2 separate regions of the Homo sapiens genome follow, and region 1 is linked to region 2. The links are chromatin contacts, found by Hi-C or POLR2A ChIA-PET in ENCODE. All regions are on one chromosome and are shown on one strand. Each heading gives the region's core, a stretch centred on a gene start or an enhancer-like site at or near the end of the contact. The rest is flanking DNA. Distances are from core to core; before and after follow the strand shown. Region 1 overlaps PMEPA1 (prostate transmembrane protein, androgen induced 1). Region 2 has its middle 38 kb from the start of NKILA.

Region 1 (4,698 bases), core at 1,427-3,926, 76 kb after region 2:
ATGAGATGACAGAAACCCCTCCATATGGGGCATGAAACACAGCAGGAGCTCACTGTACCTACTGCACGTTCACTGTGGTCAGAACGGCTTTAGAAGATTCCAAGCTATTCCTCGTATGTCCACATTCATCTGTCCAGATATAAGTCCAGCCTGATTTCTGGGGTACAGGATCAAATTGCTGTGCTCCAGAGAGGACAGATCACAGTAGAATTTGCGTGCCCTCGCTCCTGAGGCCTGGCCTCAATCATCGTGAATTCTCAGTGCTCATGCAGGGCCTGGCATACAGCAGGGGCACGATAAATATATGCGCTGCCGCAGTGAGGGAATAGGAAGGGAAAGGGCCTGAGGATAGATTTAGATGACAGAAGAAAATGTCTTTCATGGAAAATAAAATAAGACATCCCCCTGGGCGTCCCTGCATGGAGACAGAGGGCAGGTTGCTAATATTCTGTCCCAAAGGGGTGTAGCTGGGATTCTGCAAGTCCATCATCCAGGGCAGGGGTCCTGCCTCCTCACCTTGCAGCTCATTTCCCTCTGTTCAGCCCCCTCTGTCTGTCTAAACAAGGTGTATTATTCTGCTCAGGCCGCTGTAATAAAATAACCCCGGACTGTGTGGCTTAGACAGTAGACATTTGTTTTCCTGCAGTTCTGGAGGTTGGGAAGTCCAAGATCAAGGGGCCAGCAAGTTTGGGTTCTGGTGAGAACTGCTTTGTGGCTTGTAGATGGCCACCTCCTGGCTGCGTCCTCACATGGCCGTTCCTTGGTGCCAGCACATGGAAGGAGGGGGGAGAGAATGAGCTCTATGCTGTCTCTTCTTATCAGGTCACTAATCCTGTTGGATCAGGCCCCCACCTTTATGACCTCTTTTAACCTTAATTACTTCCCTAGAGGCTCCGTCTTTACATGCAGCCACACCAGGGGTCAGGGCTTCAACATATGTTGGAGGGGCACAGAGGTCTATAACACGAGGTCCTTTGCTTTCTGCTCCAAACAGAGGGTTTGGGAAGGGAGGTGGGAATGGCCACCTCTATAATGTTACTATTAGCAACAACCCAATAGTGGCCACCACTTGTCAGGCTTTGGGAGAGGCATTTACTATGGAACTCCCATGTTGGTTGCATGAGTGAGGCCCCATTTGCTCTTGGGGTCTGAAGGTGGGAAAACAAGCCCAGAGAGGGGAGGGTAGCACTCAGGTGGCAGGTAGCAGGGTCCGGACTAGGGTGCAGGTGTGTGCCACATCCAGGTTCACACCGTGAGCCTCTGTACTGCTCTGGAGGTAGTAGCTTGGCTGATCATGTGTTGACTGGCTGTGGGTCTCTTTGCTGGCTGTGGACCAGGTGCCAGGGACACTGGTAAAGGGACACTCATGATGGGACACTCTTTTCCTTGTAGCTGGGAGTCCCACGTGGTGGTGGCCTGTGCTTGACACCACAGTAGTTACTACTACTATGCAGGATGTGGCAGTTCTCAGGCGACCAGCCCTGGGCTTTGAGGGTTAAAGAGGAGTCTACCAGTTAGAGACTGGACTCCTGCATGCCGGGCTCATGCCGGCTTTGAGGAGGCTGCAGGACGAGGCGATTGCATCTGACAGAGTGGCCACACCAACGATGGCAGCAAGACATAGACCGAGGAAAGGCTAAGTCATGACTTAGACATTTTCTTAGAAGTCATAGCAGATGTCTTGGGTGGTATTTACAAAATTAACCACCACATGGGAGAGTTTAAAACTGCCAGAGACAGCCAGAGAAGGAAGTGGCTGCAGGGGCTGGGCCATTGGAAATGGGGTAGACGCAGGCCACCGAGAATGGGCAGCAGGAGGAGGGCAGGCACCCCAGGCAGGTGGGCCAGCCCGGGCAAAGGTGTGGCCCCAAGAAGGCAGGCCTTCTGCTCCCAGTGCGGCCAGGGTGCTGGCGGCCAAGAGGCTTGGACCACAGTCAGGGGCAATTGGTGATGAAGTCGGGGCGGGGGCCCAGGAGAACCGGCATGTTGGGCCCAGGGAGCAGCCCTCTTACTGGCGGCTGATACTTACTGCGCACCTAAGTATGCACCAGGTGCCGTTCATTGTACTTTATGGCTCTTCACTCCACTGCATCCACACAGCAACCCGTGCGTGGGTGCTAGTGGTATTCCGCTTTTCCAGATGTGGAAACCGAGGCACAGAGAGTGAACGAATCACTTCCTGATGCCCTGTGTTTGGCCATGGGGAGAGCTGGGGGTTGGATCCAGGCAGGACAGCGCCAGGATTCCTTTTAACCGCTAAGCTACTCCGCTGAGTGTTTACTGAATTGGATTCGACTCCTGGGAGCCCGATGGTGCAAGGGGCCTGCCCAGACCCTCACTGCTTCCTCCAGCCTCTCTGACGCCTGACCTTGCCCATCTGCCCACCTCCCTGCCTCTGCCCCAGGGGAGACCGAGAATAGCTGGGCCCCTCTTGCTCCCGAAAGACAGAGCCACCCCGGGTTAGCGGCGAGACCCCTCCAGACGGTGCCCGTCGCCGACTGACCCTCAGAGGCTCTCCAGCACGCGGCGGGCATCAATGAGGCCCCGGGGATTGAATGAGGCACTATTGAGAAGCGGCTAAATACCAGCCGCATTGTGCTTCCTGATCCAGGGCTTCGCTTTTTGTCCAAGAGCCTTGGAAACGGAGCCCCGGTTCACTTCCCCTCCCCTGGGCGCCGCCCGCCATCCTGGCTCATGTCAGGAAACACCAGGCTCTTGAAAATCAGTAATTGAGAGAAACATCTGCTGGTTACCAAGGAGCACGAGGTGCTTGCCGAGTGGCGAGGGCATACGTGCGTCACTGTCGGCCGGTTGGAAACACACATGTGAGTGCATGCAGGCACACACGTGCGCGTGCGAGAGTCTTTCTGGTATGTTATTAAGATTTAAAAAATTAGAAGTGTTATGCCTGTTATAAAAATGCAAACAATTTACGAATACAAAAAAGTAAAAGGGATAGCCCCTTCATCTAGAAGAAGTCATCATGAACAATTTAATTTTTTATCCTCATTTTTGCTATAAAAATGGATCCATATTTTATTTACCATTCCAGTTTCATTATTTCTGCCCCACAATAATTGCCAGCATCCATCCATTATCAGACTGAATTGGATTCAATTCCTGGGAGCCAGACAGTGGACCAGCAGTTCTTAGCCAGGGGTGACTTGCCCCACAGGGGGCGTTTGGCAATCCCTGGAGACATTTTTGAGTGTCGCAATGGGGATTGATGGTGCTTCTAGCCTCTAGTGGGTAGAGCCCAGGTTGCTGCTGAACACCCTGCTGCTTAGGACGGCCCCACAATAGAGATGATCCAGCTCCAAGCTCAGTTTCCCCTGCTCAGAGCTCAGCGTAGATTTATGTCATCAGTTTTAATGGCCTCATCCCATAATGTGATGTACCAAGGTGTGTTTGGTGGCATTTAGATGGTCTCTGGTTGATCATTTGAAAAACACCCCATGCAATATATATATATGAACAGGGATATATATGTGTGTGTATATACATATTTGTTTTGTGTATATCTATATATACGTTTTGGGCCCTTCTGTGAATTTTTCCACTGGATATGATTCTGGAAGTTGAACTTGCAGGGTTGAAAGGTGAAGTGCTTGTGTAATGTTGACAGGCACTGCTCAATATCCTCCAAGAAGACTGTGGCCGTCAACACCACCACGGACTCACTCACCCACGCCCACCCGTTCCCCATTTGTCGTCCACTCTCCTCAATTAACAAACACATTTGGTTTATTTTAAATAACTTTCGGATGTTATGCACCTCCGACATGTCCACTGACTGCTCGCTCACTGTGAGTTCACTCCGTTCTGCCAATAATTCAAACGGTGACTGATATTTTGCTGACAGTGGATGTTTAAAGGTGTTCGATGTCAGTGACAATAGAAACAAAAATCCCATTAGTTCTTTCCATTTGGATAATAGCAAGAAGGATAAAAGGCACAGCTTTGTCTTTTCTCATTGGAGGAGTATTCTAAAATCATCAGGTTCTAAAATGATTCTAGAGACCGTTTACTTTCCTGTTCCCTGAATGCACTTTCAGACGCAGGGCTCACCCACGGCCGCGCTGCATCCTCCTCCAGGTCCACCTCCTGTGTGATGACTCGGGACACTGGTTGGGGGTTGGGGGGGCGGTGGGGAAGAACGTGTTTCTCTGTGTTGCTCAGGAACTCCCAAAGCTTCGGAAATGAATGGGGTTCTGCACAGTTCTCTCTGGGTGGTATAAAAAGGCAGCCCGCCCCTAACCTGAGTGGGCCTTTGCAAACTAGAACAGGGTACCAGTGAAAAGAGAAGCACACAGAGGCCAGGTATGTGCCGTTCATTGATCTCTGAAATCCCTTGGGTCTGTGCTGGCTGGGGACGGAATACAACGCGGAGTCAGGCACACCCAGCCTGACAGGCTCAGACCATAGGGCAGGGGGCCAAGTGGGAGTTAGTGTGGGAGCCTGGAAGGGGAAGACCAAGGCCGACGGGGCATTGCAGGTGTGCATGCGACCTGAGGGTGGAGGCTTGTCAGGCGTGTCAGCCTTGATCCTGGCACCTAGGAGGGAGGGAGGTTGGAAGGAGGGAGGAAAGATTGTGGTGAGTCAGCCAGGTGAAGAAAAGGTGGAAGTGGTCTCTAGACAGCGGGCATGAGTGTGGATCCTGGGGCTTGAGGCCGGGTGGTGAGACAGCACACTCAGAAC
Region 2 (4,574 bases), core at 818-3,317:
ATCAAACTGTTGAGAAGGGTGTAGAATGAGGGATAAGACCTCTTCATTTTATTCCTCAGGCTTCTGAAATTTTTAATTTTTTATAATGAGAATGTGTTGGCACAATACTTGTGAAAATGTCTTAAGTAAGAAAACACACAACTTTAAATAAGAGAGAGACACTGTCCTACAGTACGATGTATGGTAAGGGGAGAGGAGGGAGCCACTGCACGGAGCTGGCTGTCAGGGAATGTTTCCTGGAGGAGAAGGCTTCTGAGCTCTCAGAGAATGTTGTATCTCTTTCAGTCAATGGAGGATCAGCCCCAGAGAAGGAACCCTCTTGGTCTCACCTGCTTCTTCTCCAAGAAGATTAAGTCCTGATAGGGCTGCCTCCCCTTCCTACGTGCAATGCCGCTGGGATTTGCTGGGCTAAGACAGAGAGGGGTAACCATTGTCTCTAAACACCATAGGGTCCTTGCCTCTGTTTTTCCTCTGTTCCCTGCTGCAGACATAAATTTGGGTGACTTCATAATCCCTGCTTTGTGCCAGATGCTGCTGAAGCCCTTTGTCTTAAGTTAAAGAGGGGCACCATTATGATAAACGTGCCCATTTCACAGATAAGCAAATGGGCACACAGAGAGGTTAAGTGCTGTGACCAAGGTTACACAACTGGAAAATTCAGAGCCAGGATTTTGAACCCATTCAGGCTGGTTCCTTCAACCAGGCACTCCCCCTCTCTTCAGGCACATTTCCTTCCAGCTGCTCACTCTCTTCTGCTGTTACAGGAAAGCGGTCCCCATCCAGACCCCAAGTGAAGGTTCTTGGATCGCAGTTGCGCAAGAAAGGGTGAGTCCACAGTGCAAAGTAAAAGCAAATTTACTAAGAAAGTCAAGTGGTGAAAGGACAGCTACTCCACAGACAGAGGAGGACATTCCCGAAAGTAAGAGGAGGAACGCGTCCACCCTAGGTACAATGCTTGTATATATGGGCAGATGTGCTCTGCTACGAGGGTTTGTGATAAAGGATTAGTTTTCTTAATTACTGTATTTTACAAGAATCGATATTATTATCTTTAAAGTAAAATTAGGAATGCCTTTGTTCTCCAGATATCAGGATATCTGGACACTCCCAAGTCTGGGTCTGTTTAGTAAACATTATTAATTTGTTCCTTAACCATAAACATCTAGAGGCTCAGAATGCCTGACTTTCTGGGAACGCAGCCCAGCAGGTCTCGGCCTCATTTTCCAGCCCTCACTCAAGATGGAGTCGCTCTGGTTCCAACGCCTCTGACACTGAGACACTCCAGTACCCCCAGACCCTCCTCCTCCTCCCATCTCTCTCCCTTCACCCCTCCCTCCCTCCTCTCCTCTCTCCCTGCCTTCCTGCCCTTGCACTGCCAGGCTGGCATTGAGGAAGGTCGGCTTCCTTCCGCAGACAGCACATTTCAGCCAGCTCAGCTTCCTGAAGGCAACCCTCCTCCAAACCCTTTACAATTTATTTATCTAATTAAAAATCTCTCAGCAGCTCAACATGCTTGAAGAGTTCATATTTAACCAACACTCACGGCCACCCCAACCCATCCAGGCAGGGCAGGCCCTCCCAAGAGCCTTGCCCTCTCAGGCCCTGGGAGCTGGGCTGGGCAGAGCCTCCACTCAGCTCCCCAAGTCCACCTAGAGCAGGGGGGCCGGGCACCCCAGGCTCGCCCTGGCCCCCGCCAGCTGCGTTTCCGGCCAATGAACCTGCCGCTCAAAGCCTCCTTTTTAATTAACTCCATATCTCAGGCGGCCGGAGCACGTGGGCAAACTTCTGTCTGACTTCCCTGCGAAGCCCAAGCACACCCCAGTTTGCTTTCTAAGAATAGAAGCGGGAGATGGCGGGGAGGGAGGAGGCCGGAATCTAAAAATGAATGCGCAGCCCAGAGCGAAACAACCCAGGCCAGCAGAGGGGAAAGAACGCGGCGCACGCGTGCACACACACGCGCGCGCACACACACACGCACACACACGCAGAGCCCAGCCCAGTGGAGCTGTCTGCTGCCATCCTGGGTGTGAGCCGCGGACCTGGCAGCCTGCCCAGCTGTCTGGCAGGGATGGGGGTGGCGGTGGCGCTGCTCATCCCGGCAGCAGGCAGCTGGGGACGCCCATGGGAGTCTGGAATTTTTTTTTCTGGGCCGCTTGGTTTTCCCCAGTAGACAGAGGTGACTCACAGGCTGGCAGGCTAAGTGGCTCAGGGGATCATGAGAGCCCCGATGCTGCGGTGCAAAGTTCCAGGAATTCAGAAACCAAAATGCCTGGGGCAGGAGAAAGGGCAAGACTTAGCCCCCACCAGGAAGACCAGGGAGAAAAGGTAACTCCAGCTCCACTGTTGAGGGGACACTTTGGAAGAAATCGGGATGTCTACTTAGCTGCTAGTAATAATAACAATAAAAACAACACCACCACCAGCTGCCATTCATTGAGATTTTGCTCTGTCACGCTCCGTTCTAAACTCTATACTTGGAATATCTCGTGAGCCTCACAACAGCCATGCGTGGTACCACTACTCCTGCCCCCATTTCCCTGATGAGGAAACTGAGGCCGGGGAGTTTGCTGTGTGCCCAAGCTCACATACTCAGGAAGGGCTACGCCAGGATCTGAACCCAGGCGGGCCTCCTGCACCAGCAGCAGCACGTCCCTGAAAGCCAGCCCTGCCCGTGGGTGCCTATGCTTGCAGCTGTGGCACCCAGGAGTGGCCGGCACCCCGGGCAGACGTGCCGGTAGGAGTGAGGTTATGGTTCAGTATCAGGTAACAACGAACCAAACAGAGAGAAAGTTTTCCCCTCCCAATTGTCTTTCACCCTTCCTAATTATCTGTGAAGGAGAAAGTCTCAGTTGGGTGCCAACTTGTCCTCAACACTCCCTGAGCACTTGGATTCCTTTTTTGAACCAAGAGAGCAGGCTCACGCTCACGTAGACATGGGTAACACTATTTTACTTTCGCGGTGTTTATTTTTCCATCTAGTTTTGGAAAGTTACCCAGATTTCCTCTTAGGGTAGTGATACAGAGTTCACTTTTAAGACAAATTAAGTTTTGTAAGTTAGTCGAACATTTCAGAGGGAGAGAGATACTGAAATATTTGTGGATGCAAAGACATGATTTCTGGGGTATGCCTCAGAGTAATCTGCAGTGGAGGAGCGAGTGAAGACATGGAAGAAACAAGATCAGCCACGAGTGGACACTTTTTGAAGCGAAGTGATGGGTATATTACATATCATTTCAAATATTGTATCTTATATTGCAACATTTAATATGACATGTTATATATAATACATACATTATATATTATGAGTATATTGTATTAGATTAGATTACATTATATTATTCAGGCCACTTTTGTATGTATTTAAAATTTTCCATAATGAAAACATTTTTAATGCTATATAAAAACTTTGTTAACTTATCTTAAAGAAAAAAGCGAAGAAATAGTATGAGTGGCAGCCAGACATGGCAGAAAGTATGACGGTGAAGTGCAGACGACTGAGGTGTGCAGAAGGTTAACAGAGGACATGCTTCCAACATTTCCAAGTTCATGATTTCCTTTTTGGGAAGCAGGGGAAGGGGCAGGCCCTCTCTCCGGCCTCCCTCAAAGCTCTGCCCCTCTGGTCCCCGCCAACCCCTGGTGAGGAAGCCCCCTGGTGAGGTTGGGGGTCTGATGTCATCCTGGCAGACCTTGAGGGGAAGGGCAGAAAGGGAAGCATTGCCATTTTCTCTTTTCCTTTCAAGGATATAAAAGTGCACGATTGCCCAAATGATTCCCATCTGGAAATCTAATGTATTAGGAGTAAACAGTCCTGGCTGGGGTGGGGGTGGGGGAGAGGTCATTCACAGGCCACTCTGCTGGCCCCTCTGGGAGTACACAGACCTTCTGGTCCACCCAGAGCCCAGTACCAGGGAGGGTGAAACCCCTTGGTAGAACTAGAGCAGATCCCGAGGGGCTCTGGGCTTTAAGAGTTGGCCTGAGTGGTCTCGCCCAGCAGATCATGAGCCCATCAGGCAAAGGTAGGAGGAGCCCCCAAGTCCCCACCCAGCTTCAAATCTCTGCCCTTCCCAAAGGACAAGACAGCAGAATGGCTCCTTTCACATAGGTATTCATTTATTCGTACATTCATTCATTCAGTTATTTAATGATTATTAAGTGCCTACTGCATACCAGGGACAGTTCTAGGGGCTATAAATATGAAGAGATAATGATACTTCCCAGAGTCTTAACACTGAGAGGTCAGGATGGACAGTCACTGCCTCCATGTTCAAGTGGGAGATCCAAGACATCCCCAGAGGGGGCAGGCATTACAGAGTGAAAGCAAAGCCCTGTGAACACCAGCAGCTGACTTGTGCGTACGGGATGCCCTGTCCTTTGCCCGCACGACACCCTCCCCCTGCCCGCATCTCCTTTGGTCCCCGCAGCAGCCTGTGAGGTGGTGGTTGGCAGGTGCATTCCACATCCTGAGCTGGGGAGGGGGAACGTGCCCAGGTTCACCCGGCTGGCATGCACAGGGCAGCGATTCCAATCTGGCGACAGTGATGGACTTGCCAATTACCATGCATCAAGCACGCTG

The links. A loop is a pair of places that touch in the nucleus more often than their neighbours do. ChIA-PET counts read pairs that join two places held with the same protein, here RNA polymerase II (POLR2A). Pooled maps may share reads with other maps.
Region 1: a loop to region 2 is called in a map of endothelial cell of umbilical vein, with 8 times the contacts of the local background. The contact joins two enhancer-like sites. A Hi-C loop is called at or near these places in 3 of 168 maps with a recorded cell type or tissue (endothelial cell of umbilical vein, esophagus muscularis mucosa and sigmoid colon), 6 of 37 single-sample maps with no recorded cell type and 14 of 50 pooled maps. POLR2A ChIA-PET finds 5 or more read pairs at or near these places in 1 of 52 experiments (Panc1).

What each region holds. Positions count from the first base shown.
Region 1 is chr20:57,670,354-57,675,051 of GRCh38, reverse strand. The region is part of intron 1 of PMEPA1 (prostate transmembrane protein, androgen induced 1); the gene reads left to right. Among named protein-coding and RNA genes, the nearest start is that of PMEPA1, 37 kb to the left of the region's middle. Within about 2 kb of position 2,676, at least 2 of the 41 ENCODE cell types and tissues checked have a DNase peak (open chromatin) inside an H3K27ac peak, as active enhancers do.
Region 2 is chr20:57,746,289-57,750,862 of GRCh38, reverse strand. No RefSeq gene overlaps it. Among named protein-coding and RNA genes, the nearest start is that of NKILA, 38 kb to the right of the region's middle. RefSeq lists enhancers at 1,473-2,330, 2,331-3,190. Within about 2 kb of position 2,067, at least 25 of the 41 ENCODE cell types and tissues checked have a DNase peak (open chromatin) inside an H3K27ac peak, as active enhancers do.